Regions from separate parts of the Homo sapiens genome. Here region 1 is linked to region 2. Evidence: read pairs that join two places in POLR2A ChIA-PET (ENCODE). Cell type or tissue: Panc1. All regions are shown on one strand. Each heading gives the region's core, and the rest is flanking DNA. Links, peaks and the distances in the headings are about the cores only.

Region 1 (8,321 bases), core at 235-8,234, 150 kb after region 2:
AGACATGGGTGTCAGAGATGAGGGACCAAATTAAACCATGGGAGAGGGCACCAGGTTTTGCTCACAGCAGAATACACTGGGTGGAATGTGTCACAGTGAAAATAAGCTTTCTCAGCCAGGATGGTAGCCAGTGAATTTCCCTTTGTCTGCTAAGGAGAAGATGAATTTACATGCAGAAAGAGGATATAGAGACAGCAAGTAAGAGCAACTGTAACCTGGTAAGTCAGAGAATAGGTGTTGTCGGATTCTCAAATTGCTATTTTTAGGAAAGGTGTGGTTCTCATGTGATTGAATTAGGGGCATCTTGTATAAATTAGAGAATGACCAATGAGTAAGGATGAGGACTGTAGAAGTGATGGCTTGTGACTTCATTACAAGTACCCTGAAGGATGGGGTAGGAAGAGCATGGTCATGCTTACTCAAAGATTTGGCACCAAAGATGGGGCTTGATCCCTTGCTTGAGCTGGGACCTCATGTTTGGACATAAGCATGGGTACTTCGTGTGTGCCCAGAAAAGAAAGTCCCATGATTGGCCTCATCCTTTGGGCACTCTCTGTGCCTTGGCCAAGTTCTGGCATGATACCACTCACATTCCTTTAACCAGTTCTTCACTGCTTGTCATTTCCTATCTGGAACCACGAACCCTAGTTCCACCCCTGAGTTTCCTAATGCTCGACATAAGCCTCTGAAGCCAATCTGCATTGTGCATTGCAGATGGTACAGAATCCTCTTGTAAACCTGTCCTCCACTCCTCTTGTTATTCTTATAATTGGAATATATACACCCATGTCCGTCTACCTGAGATGAATGTGTTGATGTGTGTGACATTGCTTTTTTCACAGGGACAGGATTATTATTTTCCCAAGTCTTGTATTGTCTACCTTGTATTCCCTGCCAGACAGGAAATACAAGAGTCCAGAGTTCCTCAAGGACAGAATCGCCACCTTTTTTTCTATGTCTCCAAGACAGCCAAGAGTCCATGCTTCTTACCAAACACTTCTCTGCTTGAGAACTCTATATTCTCGTGCCACTTATCCTTTCTGCTATGATCCCTGTCACGGCAGATTTTATGGCATCTCAATCTGGAAGGCAGAGAGTCCTGAGATAACACCAGAACCCAAGAGTCATGCAGGGTACAAACCCAGCGTACAGTGCTCAGGCCTCCAAATCCATTTAACCAACAGAGTTGCAACACCTGCTCCATGCAAGGTGCTGAGTGACACAGTTCTACACCCGGAGAGATCCTGCGCTGGCGGGGGAGACAGATAGAGACACAAATACATTTCACACCAGGCAGCAGGTGATGATTAGTGTTAGGAGAGTGTGTGAACCATGAGACTCACACACAGCGTTCTTCAGATTCTAGGAGAAAGGGAGGAAAGGAGCTAGAGAGATGGAGGTTGGGTTTGGGGTGGGGAGATAATCTGATGGTTAGACATTCTGGCAAAAAGTTCTTAGGGCTTTATAATCCCTAGAGTGTGGCTCCACCTGGGCCTACCCCTCCTGGAGCAAGCTTTGCTTTCAGAGAATTCCCCTCCACTTTCTCCTGAGAGCCTTTTGCTCAGGCAACCTGGCTGTGACTTGGGAGGCCATTTGAGGATGGGCAGTGTCCCCTCTACTGAGGTACAGTCCTAGGCAAACTGCAGACTACTCCATCTGGCTCTTGTTCCCCCTCCACCTCATCCCTGTCCCCTGGGTCCAGTTAGGAGGAAAGGAAGAAGGGCTTGGGAAACATCTTTTAAAAGCACTCTGCTGCTCTGCTTAACTCTGGCAGGCAAGGGACCCAGTGCAAAGCCTCCTCTTGATTCCCTAGGTTTGACACAGGCCTTTACAGTTCCAAAGCCCTTCTACCTGTGAAGCTGGTATTATAACCACTATAAAAGAAAACAGAACCAGAGGGGTTCAATGACTTTGACAAGGTCACATTGCTAATTGGAATAGAAACCCAGTTTCCTGATCTCAAGAGTTACTCCTTCCCCTACAAAGCCCTCAGCCCCCTCCCCAGTCAACGCTAGGCCCCTTCTCTCCAAGCCACCCGTGTCCTACCCCCATCCCCTACCTCCTGGGCTCAGGAGGGCAACCTTGAGCCTCAGAGACTGAAGTAGGGCGGGACTGGGAGTTTCCTGGGGGAAAACCAAAGACGGTTTGGGGTTGGGGGAGGGGAATGAGCACCCTGGATACCATTCCTCCACCCCTCTCCCGACATCTCTCTCAGGCCCACGGGCCCACTTTCCCTCCCGCATTCTGAGCCGCCCTCCCTCCGTCTCTTTTACCTGCACCTCCACACCTCCTCAACAGATCTTTATCCTGGACACGGCAGGGGGTCCCCGTGCCCTCCGAGAATCCAAGAACCCGCCCCGCTTCTACGCGGAAAGCTGGGAGAAAAACTGCTTTTCCTTTATTTCCCCCTACCCCCCACTCATCCGCCCCTGGAGCTCCGCTCGCAGATACCTCCCCCTCCCGAGCCAGAAATAGACACACTATCTCTCCCCCACCTCCCTCCCCGTGCGCACACTCGCTCCCCTCCTCCTGTTTGCTCCCCGCCTTCCCCTTCCCTCCTTCCTCTGCTCGGAGCTGCAGCCTGCAGCCTCGACTCGGGCTGGCTGGCTGGCTGAGTGCGGCCGGGGCGCTGCCCGGCAGTGCGGTGTCCACGGGACTGACAGGCAGGCAGGCCGCGGGCTGGGATCCGGACACCAAAGCAAAAGCACCGCTGGGCGCCGGAGGAGCCGCGGGGCTTCCATCCTTCCTTTGACTGATTTTTAAATTTTAATTTGTATTTTCCCCGCCGCCCCGCCCCTTTTCCTCCGACCCCGCCCTATCGCTCCCCGGCTTCCCTGCTCTTTCCTTTTTCCCGGCTTCCTTCCTCGCGTTTCTTTCCCCTGCGCCCTCGGCTTGCCTCTCTCCCTCCTCCCTCGCTCTCTCCCCCTTCTCTCCCCTTCTTCCTCGGTTTCTTCCGTCCTCTCTCTCCCCCTCCTCCTCCCCCGCCTCCTCCTCCTGCGCTCCCGCCCCCTGCCCCCTCCCCCCGTGCCTGCAGACGCGCGGATCGTCCATGCGCTCCTCGCGGGCAGAATGCTGGGCAGCAGCGTCAAGAGCGTGCAGCCCGAGGTGGAGCTGAGCAGCGGCGGCGGCGACGAGGGCGCGGACGAACCGCGGGGCGCCGGCAGGAAGGCGGCAGCGGCGGACGGCAGAGGCATGCTGCCCAAGCGCGCCAAGGCGCCCGGCGGCGGCGGCGGCATGGCCAAGGCCAGCGCGGCTGAGCTGAAGGTCTTCAAGTCCGGCAGCGTGGACAGCCGTGTCCCCGGCGGGCCGCCCGCCTCCAACCTGCGCAAGCAGAAGTCACTCACCAACCTCTCTTTTCTCACGGACTCCGAGAAAAAGCTGCAGCTTTATGAGCCCGAATGGAGCGACGATATGGCCAAGGCGCCCAAAGGCTTAGGCAAGGTGGGGTCCAAGGGCCGTGAAGCTCCGCTGATGTCCAAGACGCTGTCCAAGTCGGAGCACTCGCTCTTCCAGGCCAAGGGCAGCCCGGCGGGCGGCGCCAAGACCCCCCTGGCTCCGCTCGCGCCCAACCTGGGAAAGCCGAGCCGGATCCCTCGAGGACCCTATGCGGAGGTCAAGCCGCTCAGCAAGGCGCCTGAAGCGGCCGTGAGCGAAGATGGCAAATCGGACGACGAGCTGCTCTCCAGCAAGGCCAAGGCGCAAAAGAGCTCTGGGCCTGTCCCCTCTGCCAAGGGCCAGGAGGAGCGCGCCTTCCTCAAGGTGGACCCCGAGCTGGTGGTGACCGTGCTGGGAGACCTGGAGCAGCTGCTCTTCAGCCAGATGCTGGGTAAGTCCTGCCGCCCCGCCCCGCCCCGCCCCTGGCTTTCTCCTAACCAGCTGCTGGGGAAGGTGTGGGGAAAGCGAAGCCCCCTCCCCTTGCGCCTTCCCGGAGGGCCCTCCTGTTCACGATCAGGCTGTGATGGGCATTGCGCCCAGATGTGCTGAGCTGGCCCACCTCCAGATGCGCATGGCTCAAGTGTACCTTCTTAAAGACATTACAGGCGGGAACCCGGGCTCGACTCTGGCCTGCCCGAGGTGAGGCTGGACAATGGGATGGGGGGTGAGGGGGTTACAGGCTCTCAGAAATAGAGCCAGAATCCCAATATGGCAAAACCTGGGACTGGTGGAAACCTCCGTTGTGGTGTGGCCTGCGCTTGACAGGAGCATCCCGCATTGCAAGGGGAGCGTCCAGCGAGAGCCCGGATCTAGAGGACAGATGTGGGAGAGCAGATGTGAGGGCTGATTGGCCCCGGAACACAGCTGAGGCTCCACTTCCTCTGTGGATCCCGAGTGGGAGCGCAAGTCGGATTTCCCCGCGGTGTGAGGATTCTGGCTAAAAGAAGCGTCTAGGGCCGGGGGCGGGCGGGCTGCCAGCTGTGCGCATCTGGGCGCATGTCCGATACCTCAGCCCCGGCTCTGGCCCCAACCCCTACACCCGCAGGTCTTTTAGGGCGTGTCGAAAGCTCTGGGCGTTAGCGCCGAGACTCCTGTTTGACCGGGAAGCCTTTGCCCTGTGGCTAATGGAAGCCGAGCAGGCGGGAAGGGAGGAACAAAGCTTGCTCGAGTGGAGGAAGCGCGCAGAGCTGTTCCATTGTTCTCCGTGCCTGAAGAGTCTATGCAAAAAAACCCGAAGCGGGCCCCGGAACTGCTCTTTCTCTCCCCGGAGAGCCCCTGCCCTCAGAGAGGAATAGATCTGGGATGTGCCGGACGCCAGGCGGCCATGCCTCGGGAACTGGCACGGGCCCTCTTGGGGCCACGGAACAAGGACGGTGGGGCCTGGTGCCCAGGCGAGCTGCTTTGGCTGCGCGGACTTGTTGCGGTGGCTGGGTTGTGGGTCCTCCGGCGCCGAGGGACCCGAGCTTCCTGGGTACCCGGCAGGCTGCCCGCCCGCTGGGGGCTGGGAAGGGGCGTGCCAATGCGCGTGTGAAAGGGCGGGGCCGAGTGACGGGCTTGGCGGGTGGGGAACATGCAAGAGCTCGCCGGGCGGCCCTGGAGAATGCGAAGCCGGAGGAGACCGGTTCGGCCTGCTGCAGTCTTCCTAGGAACCCTCGACTCCTGTGTGGGCTAGGATGAGGGTCCTCTGACAGGGGCAAGGATTTGGGCCTTTGGAGAACCGATCCTTACGCAGGAGGCCGCAAATGGGCTTTGCAGGGGCAATCAGGAGACTGGACAAGGGCAAAAGAAGAGCAGCCTTTTCCCCTGGGAGCCCCTCCTGAAGGTGGGGATGGCTGGGTGGGTGCGGAAGCTGACCAGGCAGCCTCACTCTGCAAAGGGAATGTGCCACCCGGTCCTCAGTGTGGGGCTGAGCCTGTCAAAGGCCCTGCCTCAGTGAATGGGGCAAGAGAGACAATAAGGGAAAAAATTAATAAATTTTTGGCAGGCACCATGGCAGGCACCAAGGAGGGATATGGACAAAATGCAACTGGCCCATGTGATAGAGAGCCCTGCTGAGGGACTGAAAGCAGGGTGAGAGAGGAAGGGACCGTGTGTGTGTGTGTGTGTGTGTGTGTGTGTGTGTGTGTCAGACTGAGAGAGGGACTTGGCGAGGGAGGGCAAGGGAGTATCGGGGCACAGAATAGCAGAAGGCACAGAACCCTTTTCAGGGTCAAGGCTTTACTTGTTGGGGATAACTTAGCTGGTCTGGGTCCTCTCCAGACCTGGATGCCCTCACACTGTCCCAGAAGCTGACTGCCCATTGAAGCCCTCTTAGTTGCTCCTCAAGAGGAGCCAAACAGGTCTGAGCTGGCTAGGGAGATGGGAGGAGGGGCAGGAGTGGGGAGGAGGGCAGGTGCAGGGAGGGCGAGAGAGGAGGAGAAGCTGAGCTGTGGTCCCTTATTCCTGCTTAGCAGTTGTCACTTCTCAAAGCACACTGACACTTTCAGTAACCTCGGAAGTGAGGAGAGAACACCTCCACTTCCCAGTTGGGGAAATGCAGAGTCAAAAGCATTGAGGGCCTTAAAGGCATCTATGAGTTCATGGTGGAAGGGAGATTCCACATTGATCTCCTGAGGACTAAGTCGCAGCTCTTCCTAGGAGACCTGATTGAGAGAGGAAGAGTCAGCAGGCAGAGGGACCTGCCCAAGGCTATGTCTACTGGGTATGGGCCACCAGAACTGCCTCGATGACCCTACAGAGGGCTGAGGGGCTTAGCTCTCTGGGGTGGGGAGAGAAGGGTGGAAACTCCCAAATCTGCCTGTCTCCAGCTGAGAGGACCCAAAGTTGGGGGGTGGGGAGTTGGTTCAGGCTGTAGCAAGGCAGAGCCTGGTGTCAAACAGTGGTAGGGAGGAAAGGAGGGGAGTTGGTGACCTCCAAACTAAGCTTTTCCCTGTGTGAAGGGCAGAGGGTAGACTGCCTGGGGGAGGGGTAGAGGGAGAGGAACTACAGAGGGAATTCGTCTTCCAGAGCCAATGATGGTGGTGTTCAGGTATCAGACAGGCCCTCAGTGTACAGCAGGGTGGCCTCTGGGGAGAAGAATGGTGACTTGATGTTTCAGGATTGTGATTGAAGACACTGGGCATTTGTCCCCACCTCAGTGGGGCTCAGTGTCCAGTTATGTTCACTCCATAGTACCATCCTAGATCCAAGAGGCTGCCAAGAATCAATTTCTGAGGCGGAGGGAGGGGGTGGGAGTGAGGCAGCTTCAAGTCAGAGCCTTTCTGTAATAAGAGGGAAGGACTGAAACCTGATCATCCCCTTCCCAGAAATCAGCTGGGGTCCCAGATGGTCTAGGCAGGCTCCCTGTCCCTTCGCTAACCTTGGAAGCTGCCAAATAACTAGGGCCCCACTGGGGAACCCTAGCAACTTGGAAGACTGAGGAGTGAGTACCGAGGGCAAATGGGCTAATTCCAGGAATTAGATGCCTCTGGACCCTGGCCCGATACTCACATCAGGCAGTTTGGCTCCGGAAGAAAGGCCACAAGGCCCTTGGCCTGGGTCTGGGGGCTAAGCTGGAGGCTGCATTCCTGAGTTCTCTGTGTAGAAGTCCTAAGCTCTGTGACCCCCTCTGGGACTCAGTTTCCTCATTTGTGAATGGAAGAGACCCTCCCATGGCTCATCCTTACCCCCTAGGGATGGGAAGGGGGTGTAGATTAAGGTGATCAGACCTGGAAAATGTTCCAAGTGGCTTAAAGAGAGCCTGTATTAATACAGCGCAATAGAATACAGATGCACCTCAATTTATGATGGGGTTATGTCCCGTTAAGACCATTGTAAGTTGAAAATATTGTAAGTCAAAAATGCATTGAATACACCTCACGTACCGAACGTCACAGCTCAGCCTAGCCTACCTTAAACGTGCTCAGAACACTTATATTCACCTACAGTTAAGCAAAATCATCTAATATAAAGCCTATTTCATAATAAAGTTGCATATTTCATGGAATTTATTGAATACTATACTAAAAGTGAAAAACAGAATGGTTGTATGGGTACTAGAAGTATAGTTTCTACCAAATGTATTACTTTCATGTGATCATAATGCCAAAAAAGCAGAAGCCGAACAATCACAAGTCGGGGACTGTCTGTACTATAGTAACACCCCAAATCTTCCTACCTCATCTTCCCTGGACCTGAGGATCTCAAAGCAAAACTAGTCTTTTGACACTCCAGGTGTTCATGTTCCTTCCTTCTGTCCTCCAGGAAAAGGGGGCAAAGTGAGACAGCTAAGACTGCCCAAGGTCAGGGAGTAAAAGAACCCAGGAACCTGGACTTCCTAGTCCCTCTTCATCTCAAAGGTGTCTGGACCCACACAAGCGGTTGTCATGACAACAGTTAGGCCTTCTGAAGTGCAGGCCAAGTAGAAATGAGGAAGAAAGGCAGGAAGCTATTCATTTCTAAGCCAGTTGATTGATGTGAATTTTTTGGGGGGGAGGGGCAGTGCAAGGGGGTCGCTCCAGTGAATGTGCTCTGGGATACTTTGAGTAGCAGGAGAAAGAAATGTGTTCACAAATACTTCGTTTTCCTTTTTATTCAGTGCATTGTGGGGCTGGGGTGGGTAGAGAATTCTCCAAAGAACTGCCACCCAGAACAGATAGGTGATATGTGGAAACTTATCCAGCACCCTCAGATTCCCTGAGGCCTAGCAGGAGAGTGAGGACAAAGCTCACTCCTGCCCTTCCTCTGGGCAGCAGCAGTAGTGATGGAGGATGCTTGTGGAATCACAGGCAGGAGGAAGGGCTGTGGCAAGGTGCAGCAGCCTGCAGGTTTGTGTGTATGTGTGTAGAGAAGGCACTGGCACAAAACCTTGGAGCTGTGAGGCCTCCTGCCTTCCTCCAGGTTGGTAC
Region 2 (8,321 bases), core at 103-8,102:
GCCTGCCACCCCGACCCGCTCTGGCCAGTTCATCCCTTAGAAAGAAGCTTCTGAACGGAACAAAGAGGCCCTGAAGTGTTTCCCTGCCCAGCTGCGCTTCAGCCAAATGTCAAGCTGTTTACATCCCATGGGATCAGTTCCCTGGGGTGTTGACAGGCCCAGCCTGTGGGGGCAGGCCCGTCCAGGGTGTCCAAGGCAACAGCAATAGGGCCTGGGGCGTACTCACTGCACAGGAAGCAGGATTTATGGAAGCTGTTGCCTTCGCACTGAACCTCTTCGGCAAAGTAAACCGTCTTCTGACACACCCCACATTTCTTGCCTCCTCCCCAGTTCGGCATTCTGAAAAGGGACACAGAAATGGGAATTAATTTTACAGGGAGATGGAAACATCTCAGATTGTCCACGACAGAAATGCAACAGCCAGATCCAGAGGAGAGAAAGACAAAAGTAGAATGCCTGGGGGGCCACCAGGCCTGGCAGAGCACTTTCTGCTAGCTCTCGACAGCAGCCTCGCACGTTCTCGGGGATTTCCTCCCCCCAATCTAATCAACAGGTCTTTACAGAGCAGCTGCTGCATTTTCAGCCCTGTGCTAGGCACTCTAAAGGATGTGGATCAGCAGAAGAAGCAGGCTTTATAAAGAAGGCTCCAGCTGCAATAAAAATGGACTGCCTACCCCTACACACGTCAACATGGACGGATCTCAAAGAGAATGTGGAAGAAGCAGACAGACCAGAGCTGGGAAAATGCAAGTCCATTTGTAGGAAATTCACAAATGGGCTAAACTCATATTGCCAAGGGATGGACATATAGGTGGAAAAGTTACTACAGAAAAGCAAGGGAATGATGATCACAAGCTTTTACCTTAGAAGAGTTACCTCTAAGAGAGGGAAGGGACCATGACTGGGTTGGGAGACCAGGGAGGCTGGTAAGGCACTGCCTGGCAATGCTCTCCTTCTTAACTCAGGGTGGTTGTCATATGGGGGCTCACTTTATAATTATTCTTTGAACTGTACATGTAGGTTTTGTGCACACTTTTGTATATAAGCTATAGCTCACCACAAGAAAAAAGTTTTTTTTGTTTTGTTTTGTTTTTTAAATGCAGGGCTGGGCATGGTGGCTCACGCCTGTAATCCCAGCACTTTGGGAGGCTGAGGCGGGCAGGCCACCTGAGGTCAGGAGTTCCGGAGTTCCAGATCAGACTGGCCAATGTGGCGAAACACCATCTCTACTAAAAATACAAAAATTAGCCAGGTGTGGTGGTGCGCCCCTGTAATCCTAGCTACTCTGGAGGCTGAGGCAGGAGAATCACTTGAACTTGGGAGGCGGAGGTAGCAGTGAGCCAAGATAGCACCACTGCACTCCAGTCTGGGCAACAGAACAAGACTCTGTCTCAAAAAAAAAAAAAAAAAAAAAAAAAGGCAGGAGGTAGGCACACAGGGCAGTTATCAAACTTCAGAGTGAGGGGCTTTTGCAAAATCAGATTTAGTAACACCACCCCACATCTAATGAATTATAACCTCTGAGAATGAGATACTTGAGAGAATGAGGTACTTGAATCTGAATTTTTAACAAGCACCCCAGGCAAACAAAGCAGGTGGCCCAGACCAACTTTGAGATGCTCTAGGTGTTGGTTCAGAGCTGGCGTCCTGATGCCATGCAGGTTTGGCTCAATCTTGATCCTGCCACTCATTAGCTGTGTGACCTTGGGCAAGATAGTCAGTCTTTCCAAACCTTGATTTCTGTATCTGTTAAATAAGGATAAAAGCTGGGTGCAGTGGGTCATGCCTGTAATCCCAGCACTTTGGGAGGCTGAGGTGGGCAGATCACGAGGTCGGGAGTTTGAGACCAGCCTGACCAACATGGTGAAAACCTGTCTCTACTAAAAATAGAAAAATTAGTGGGGCGTGGTGGCACCTGCCTGTAATCCCAGCCACTCAGGAGGCTGAGGCAGGAGAATCGCTTGAACCTGGGAGGCAGAGGTTGCAGTGAGTCGAGATCGCGCCATTGCATTCCAGCCCGGACGACAGAGCAAGACTCCGTCTCAAAAAAAAAAAAGGATAAAAATAGCGACTTCACCGAGTATGTCTGGTGATTAAATGAGATATGATATGTCAAAGGCAAGGCACAGTACTTGGCACATATACAGCACACAGAAGTCCAAGTGATGCCTCAGGTCAGTGCCCACGTGGCCACAGAGCAGCACGGAAGGTAACACTAGTGAGTGTGGAGAACAGATGGGGCCTGCTTCTCTCCTTCCATTTCACTCGCTCACTCAACAGACGTGGCTGAAGGAGGAAGACCACCCTTCCAGCTCTTTCAACAGAAGTTCATGAGGGAAGGGCTATACAAAGCACCACCTACAGTGGGTACAGGCTTGGTGCCGGGGGTTGCCCAGGACTTGGTGAGTAAAGGACACAGGGAGGTGCCGGGAAATAAAGGGGCTGGGAGTCAGAGGGATCTGTTGCCTCAGGAGGCAAAGGAGCCTAAGGAGAGAGCTCACGGAACCTGTCACATGGAAATGTTGAAAACCGGGATGTGGCAACGAGAGCCCACCCTCCTGGTAACAGGGCTTGCACCAGCAGCTGGAGAGTCAATGTCAAGGGCAGAGGGAGATACAGTCTCCATTACTGGAGAGCTCCCATTTGAGGGTGACACGGGCCTCAGCTCAAGAAGGGATCCAGGTCACGTTCACCACTCTGTCCCCATGCTCTGCATAGCACTTGGCACGTGGCTGTTCATATAGGTGGCCAGGAAATAGCTGAGGAATGAATGAAGGATGCACTAATATCGAAAGCCACAGCTTCTGGGGCCATTTTCTCTGCATGGTGAATCTCTGCAGAGCCTGGCTCCTAGTGGAGGTGCTTGGTAAGCGTGTGCAGGCTGAGAGGCAGAGCTTACTGTGGGGAAGTGGTGTTAGTGATGCTGGGGGATCTAGGTAGACCATGCCTGCTGCATAAGCCCAGTTCTCCCTTTCCCAGGTTCTGGAGCAGCCGCACTTCCTCAGGCTCCCACACATCGCTGACATGCCCCGCAGGAATTTCTGTAACTGCTCACATCCCCATCTCTGTCTTCCTCAGATAACCCATGCGGCCTGAGCCCCCAGATCCAGGGACAGTCCCCATTCCCAGCCTCTGATGTTGCACTGTTCCTTCAGCCTCTTTCTGTACTGAGGACTGCTAGCTGCCCTTGTCAAGCAAAGGTTTGGAGCTGAAAACCGTACGATGTGAAGGACAGTTAGACAGGAACAGCAATCAGCAATGTGTGTTATGGTCGGCCTGATCATCGGCCATTTCCCCCTTCTTCCTTGCTACAAAACCCCGATTTTATTCAGGCCATTGAATGACTGGGGAGATGCCCCTTCCCCAGATGGAGGAACAGAGCCTCTGTCCCCTAAGCCAACCATGGAGATTCCATTCCCTTGCCAGTGGCTGGATCAGGAACAGGCTGAGACCATTTCTGGCCAGTGAGATGTGAGGGGAGGTCTGCTTGGGAAGCTCTTGTGAATAATGTATCCAGTTGTACAGACCCACACAAGCTCTCTTCTCCCTCTGATAAGGTGACTCAATGTGACCCTTGGAACTCAGCCATGGCACCCACACTGCCATGGACTGAATGCCTACTATGCATCAGATGGCTCATCTGCATCATCCCATTTCTTTATTTTTTCAAGATGGAGTCTCACTCTGTCACCTAGACTGGACTGCAGTGGCACAATCTCTGCTCACTGCAACCTCCATCTCCTGAGTTCAAGCAATTCTCATGCCTCAGCCTCCTGAGTAGCTGGGATTATAGGCGCCCGCCACCACCACCATACCCGGCTAATTTTTGTATTTTTATTAGAGACAGGGTTTCACCATGTTGGCCAGGCTGGTCTTGAACTCCTGACCTCAAGTGATCTGCCTGCCTCGGTCTCCTAATGTGCTGGGATTATAGGCATGAGTCACTGCTCCCAGCCACATCATCTCATTTCATCCTCATCATCCGAAGATAAAGAATGTATGCCCACCTTACAGACAAGACAAGCAAGGCTCAGAGCGGTTAGGCAAGTTGCTTATAGTCACACAGCTGGAAGAGATAGACCTGGGATTCTAATGCAAGCTCATCTATTTCTGAATCCTCTGGGTCCCAGTCACCATGCTGTGGCCCTTGCATATTTAAGAGGGGCTGCTCATGATAGGCATACAATACATCAGTGCTGGCCCTCTTCCTCGGCCTTCTCCTTTTCCAACCCCCTGAACCAGCAGGGGACATACTCAGGCCCCTAGGAACACCCCTAAGGGAGGAAAATTCCCCTAGCCACATGGTTGGGAGCCAGTTCCAAGCACTGTTTTGTTACAGACACAAAAGCCCTTCTCCCTCTGGGGGAGACCCACAGCTCCATACAGGCCTCCCCTTGTTTTCCCTGGCTCCGTGTCAGGGGCCCACATCCAGCAGGGCCCCAGGGAATCAAGAACATGGGCGGAGAAATGGGTGAAACCCAAGGACCTGCCAGTAAGGAAAATCTGCTCAGGACGTCTCTTAGCCAGGCTGCTCTTTTGAGCCTGGTCATTTAGTTAGGGCGAGGGTGGGGGGTCTCCCCTCAAGAGCCCAGTGAAAGGACAGGGCTCTATTGCCTTGAGATGAAAAGTGATGACTCTATCCCTAGCCAGGAAGGGTTTCAGGCAGTGCCTGTGGATGAGGTCCTGTCCCCCTCTGCCCACAAGAGGACCCCTCCAGGTGACCCTGCCTGTGGGGAAGAGGCTCAGCTGGAGGGAACCCTGGCAACAGGCAGGGCTCAGTCTTCACTCCACCTCCTCCCTTTCTGCCCTTCTCTCCAACAGCCAAATTCTGCCTGTAGGGAGGCCGAATTGCCTTAAAAGGAAACCTGTTTCTCAGAGTTCATGGAGTGCCTTAGAGGGACACTTGGCTCCTTCTTAATTGCCTTCCCAGCTCTCCGGCACAGAGGCCCTGCAGAAGGCTGGGACAAGAGAAGTTCCCAAGGTCAGAGTTCAGGCTGTACAGGTCAATGGTTAGGAAAACAAGAGCTGGGATTCGATCAATATGGATTTACCCCTTCCTAGCTGAATGATCTTGGGCAAGTTACTTTCCTTTCTGAGTGTCAATTTGCTTGTCTCTAAAATGGACCGTATATGGACTCCCTAAAATTCAGCTGTAAGGATTAAATGAGGAGGTATGGAAGTGATGGCCAGCACACTGTAAGTGCCCGCCCCTCTGACTACCACTCACACGACTGGACCAGTCATACGTCGACTCCACACTGCTAGATGTGGGCCAGCCATCCACATGTAGCTAGTCCACATATGGAAGGAGCGAGGCTTAAGAAGTACCATGCCAAATAGGGCCAGGAACTCCTGATTCATCTGCTAGCCCAGCGAATGAGTCTGGGACAAGTTACTTGCCCTTCTTTGGGGTTTAGCTCCCCCCAGCTGTCTGTGATGTCCCATTTCACTCTGTTGACCATCTCAACAGAGAACAGAGCTTGAATTTTCTACTGAATGGCTGGAAACACCTGGTCAGCTGTTTTCCTGAAACGGCTGGCGGCTAGAAGCCTGCTGTGTCTGCTGCTGCATCTTCCTAGCCTGGCTGTCCCATTAGGACTGTACCCAGATCCCCAGTTAGGACTGTACCCAGATCCTCAGCCTTGAGACAAGAAAGCCAAGGTGGCAGCTCTTACAGCAGCAGCAAAAGGAGAAGAAAAAGGTCACAGACTCTCAGTCACCCCAAATCTCATGAAAGTCAGGCTCGGCTGGGTGTGGTGGCTCACGCCTGTAATCCTTGCACTTTGGGAGGCTGAGGCAGGCGGATCACTTGAGGTCAGGAGTTCGAGACCGGCCTGGCCAATGTAGTGAAACCCCATCTTTAATAAAAATACAAAAATTAGCCGGGTATGGTGGCGGGCACCTGTAATCCCAGCTACTCCGGAGGCTGAGGCATGAGAATTGCTTGAAACAGGAGATGGAGGTTGCAGTGAGCAGCGATCTTGCCACTGCACTCCAGCCTGGGCAATAAAGCAATACTCAGTCTCAAAATAAATAAATAAATAAATAAATAAATAAATAAATAAAGTCTGGCTCAGGTGACAGGTTGAAGGAACCATCGCAGAGATGTAAAATCCCTAACTGCCAGCCACCAGTGTCTGAAGGCAAGCCCCTTCTTATCAAACCCTTCAAAACCATCCCATATCTTTATTTCTACAGTGGAAAAATCCCATCTCTCCCATTCCAAAATCATTTATTCCCTAGGGCCAAAGAGTGACTGACGGCACAGGGTTAAAGTCCCCATCCACTTGCTCCAGTAGAAACCTGTCAGATGTTTATCTAGCTCCCTCGCATTAGCTGAGCTGCTTGGTATCTGCCAGGTGGACAGGAGGGCTGGCATCCCTTCCAATCTGCAGCTCGGCTTTTGCCTCCACGCCCCAGTGTCCAGAGAGCAGCTGAGGGCAGAGAGAGGAGGGGGCTGGGCTGGTCAGGGCTCAGAGCCAAGTCTTAGAAGTGACACCTGAGAGCTCAGGAAATCAGCCTCTCCTGAAGCTCAGGGTCACGGGTAGGGGGAGAATGGCTGCCATGGAGATGGGGCAGGCTTGGCCTCAGCTTTCCATGTCCCACCTCATGTTTCCTTCAGAACCGTGCACATGACCCGCCTCTCTGAAAAGGTAACCAGCATCACTGAGCTACCATCAATCCAGGCCCCATGGGCCTCCAGAACTTGACTGTCATTCTAGGTCAGGAATCCTTCTCTCTATTGAATGAGCTTTCTCTTTTCAAATCCATGTCCAGTGGCCCTTGTGAGACTGTGAGCTGACAAGGGCGGTATATGTCTCTCCCTTTCCCCACTTGCCCCCAGTGCCTTCTAGAGCAGAGCTCCCTACTCTTGGAGTTCAGAAGTTTGCAGGGCGCAGTGGCTCATTCCTATAATCCTAGCACTTGGGGAGGCTGAGGTGGGTGGATCATTTAAGGTCAGGAGTTTGAGACCAGCCTGGCCAACAGCGTGAAACCCCATCTCTACTAAATATACAAAAAAAAAAAAAAAATTAGCTGAGTGTGATGGTGCACACCTGTAATCCCAGCTACTTGGGAGGCTGAGGCAGGAGAATTGCTTGAACCCGGAGGCAGAGGTTGCAGTGAGCCAAGATCGTGCCACTGCACTCCAGCCTGGGGGACAAAAGCGAAACTCTGTCTCAAAAAAAAGAAGTCTGAAGGTCAACACAGGTAGAAATGGAGGTCGATGACTTCTTTGTAGTATTTCAAAACTTCTACAGGAAATCCTGTATTATAATAAAGCCTCATAGACAAATTAACAGATGGGGTTTCCTTGCTTTTATCCAGATCTGTAATGATGTTGGTTATTCCATGCTGAACAAAATGGTCTGAATGATTTTTCTTTGATTAATTTTTTACAAGTTAAAACACATTAGCACTTAGGCCTTAAAAACACAGGTCGTTTGCAGCTGACATCCCAGGAAGCACCAACACACGCCACCCCTGCATAAAGAAAGCCAGGCACACAGTCGGGGGTAGGGGGTGCTGGCTGCCTAGCTGGGGCTGAGCTCCAGCTGCTAACCTTCCATTTCTTCCCCTGTTGTCACCGCTGAAGACTCAGACGCTGCCTTCTGGCCCTGGGGAAGCACTGGAAATACCAGAGTCTGGAAATGCTAGCTGCCCCCGTATTTACACACTTTACCATACATGGGAATTACTCAGTGCTGGCGTCAGACACATTCCTGGGTAGCTGCGTAGTACAGGCACGTCATTACCATATAAATTCTTGACAACTAGAAACAGCAGTCGGAACCCAGGACCCCTCCACCTCACCTTCTCTGCCCTCCCCTCAAGTTTTGCTAGCTCTCTCTTTCTCAAGCACGCTCTTTTCCAGGCTTGTTTTCTTTCTGCAAACCTGGCTCTGAAACTCAAACATGCAGAGCTGGTGAAAGCATATCCATTAGTGGCTGGGAACTAACTCTCAGGGGTCCCCTCTGCTCCTACCTGGCCATGCAACAGACTGAAAACCCGGAGGTCAGGAGTTCTAACCCTGATCCATCCAAGTGAAAGATATCTTCCTTAAATAGTTTATAAGCCACTGTAAAGCACCTTGTAAAGCTGATGTGTTTCACAAATGGCAGATATTTCCTTAGTGAGTTGATCTGGAAAAAGGAAATGTAGAGGAGCAAAGAAAAATAATAAGGTAGTGACTGAGCATACGTTTTGGAAACAGTCAGCTTATGTTTGAATGGCAGCTCCACAACTGATCAGCTGTGATCCTGAGCAAGTTTCTTACTACCTCTGAGCCTCAGTTTCTCCATTTGTAAAATGGAGAGCATCAG

The links. ChIA-PET counts read pairs that join two places held together with the same protein. Peaks named below come from ENCODE experiments on the same cell type or tissue, not always from the same donor. Only the 100,000 strongest peaks of a DNase experiment are listed, where the experiment ranks them.
Region 1: POLR2A ChIA-PET joins it to region 2 with 19 read pairs; 2 of 35 experiments call an interaction of 5 or more read pairs at or near these places.

The regions. Positions count from the first base shown.
Region 1 is chr1:201,645,600-201,653,920 of GRCh38, forward strand. It overlaps NAV1 (neuron navigator 1), which reads left to right. Exons shown (of 34, transcript NM_001389617.1): 5 at 3,035-3,826. LOC124904482 (a long non-coding RNA gene) reads right to left here and starts at 2,385. Exons shown (of 2, transcript XR_007066789.1): 1 at 1-2,385. In Panc1, for the core only: no CTCF peak of the experiment used is centred there; no DNase peak of the experiment used is centred there; H3K4me3 peaks cover 3,324 bases; H3K27ac peaks cover 306 bases; H3K27me3 peaks cover 178 bases.
Region 2 is chr1:201,495,966-201,504,286 of GRCh38, forward strand. It overlaps CSRP1 (cysteine and glycine rich protein 1), which reads right to left. Exons shown (of 6, transcript NM_004078.3): 2 at 227-339. The coding sequence starts at 338. Among named protein-coding and RNA genes, the nearest start is that of CSRP1, 7.0 kb to the right of the region's middle. In Panc1, for the core only: no CTCF peak of the experiment used is centred there; a DNase peak (open chromatin) is centred at 7,706; H3K4me3 peaks cover 785 bases; H3K27ac peaks cover 2,047 bases.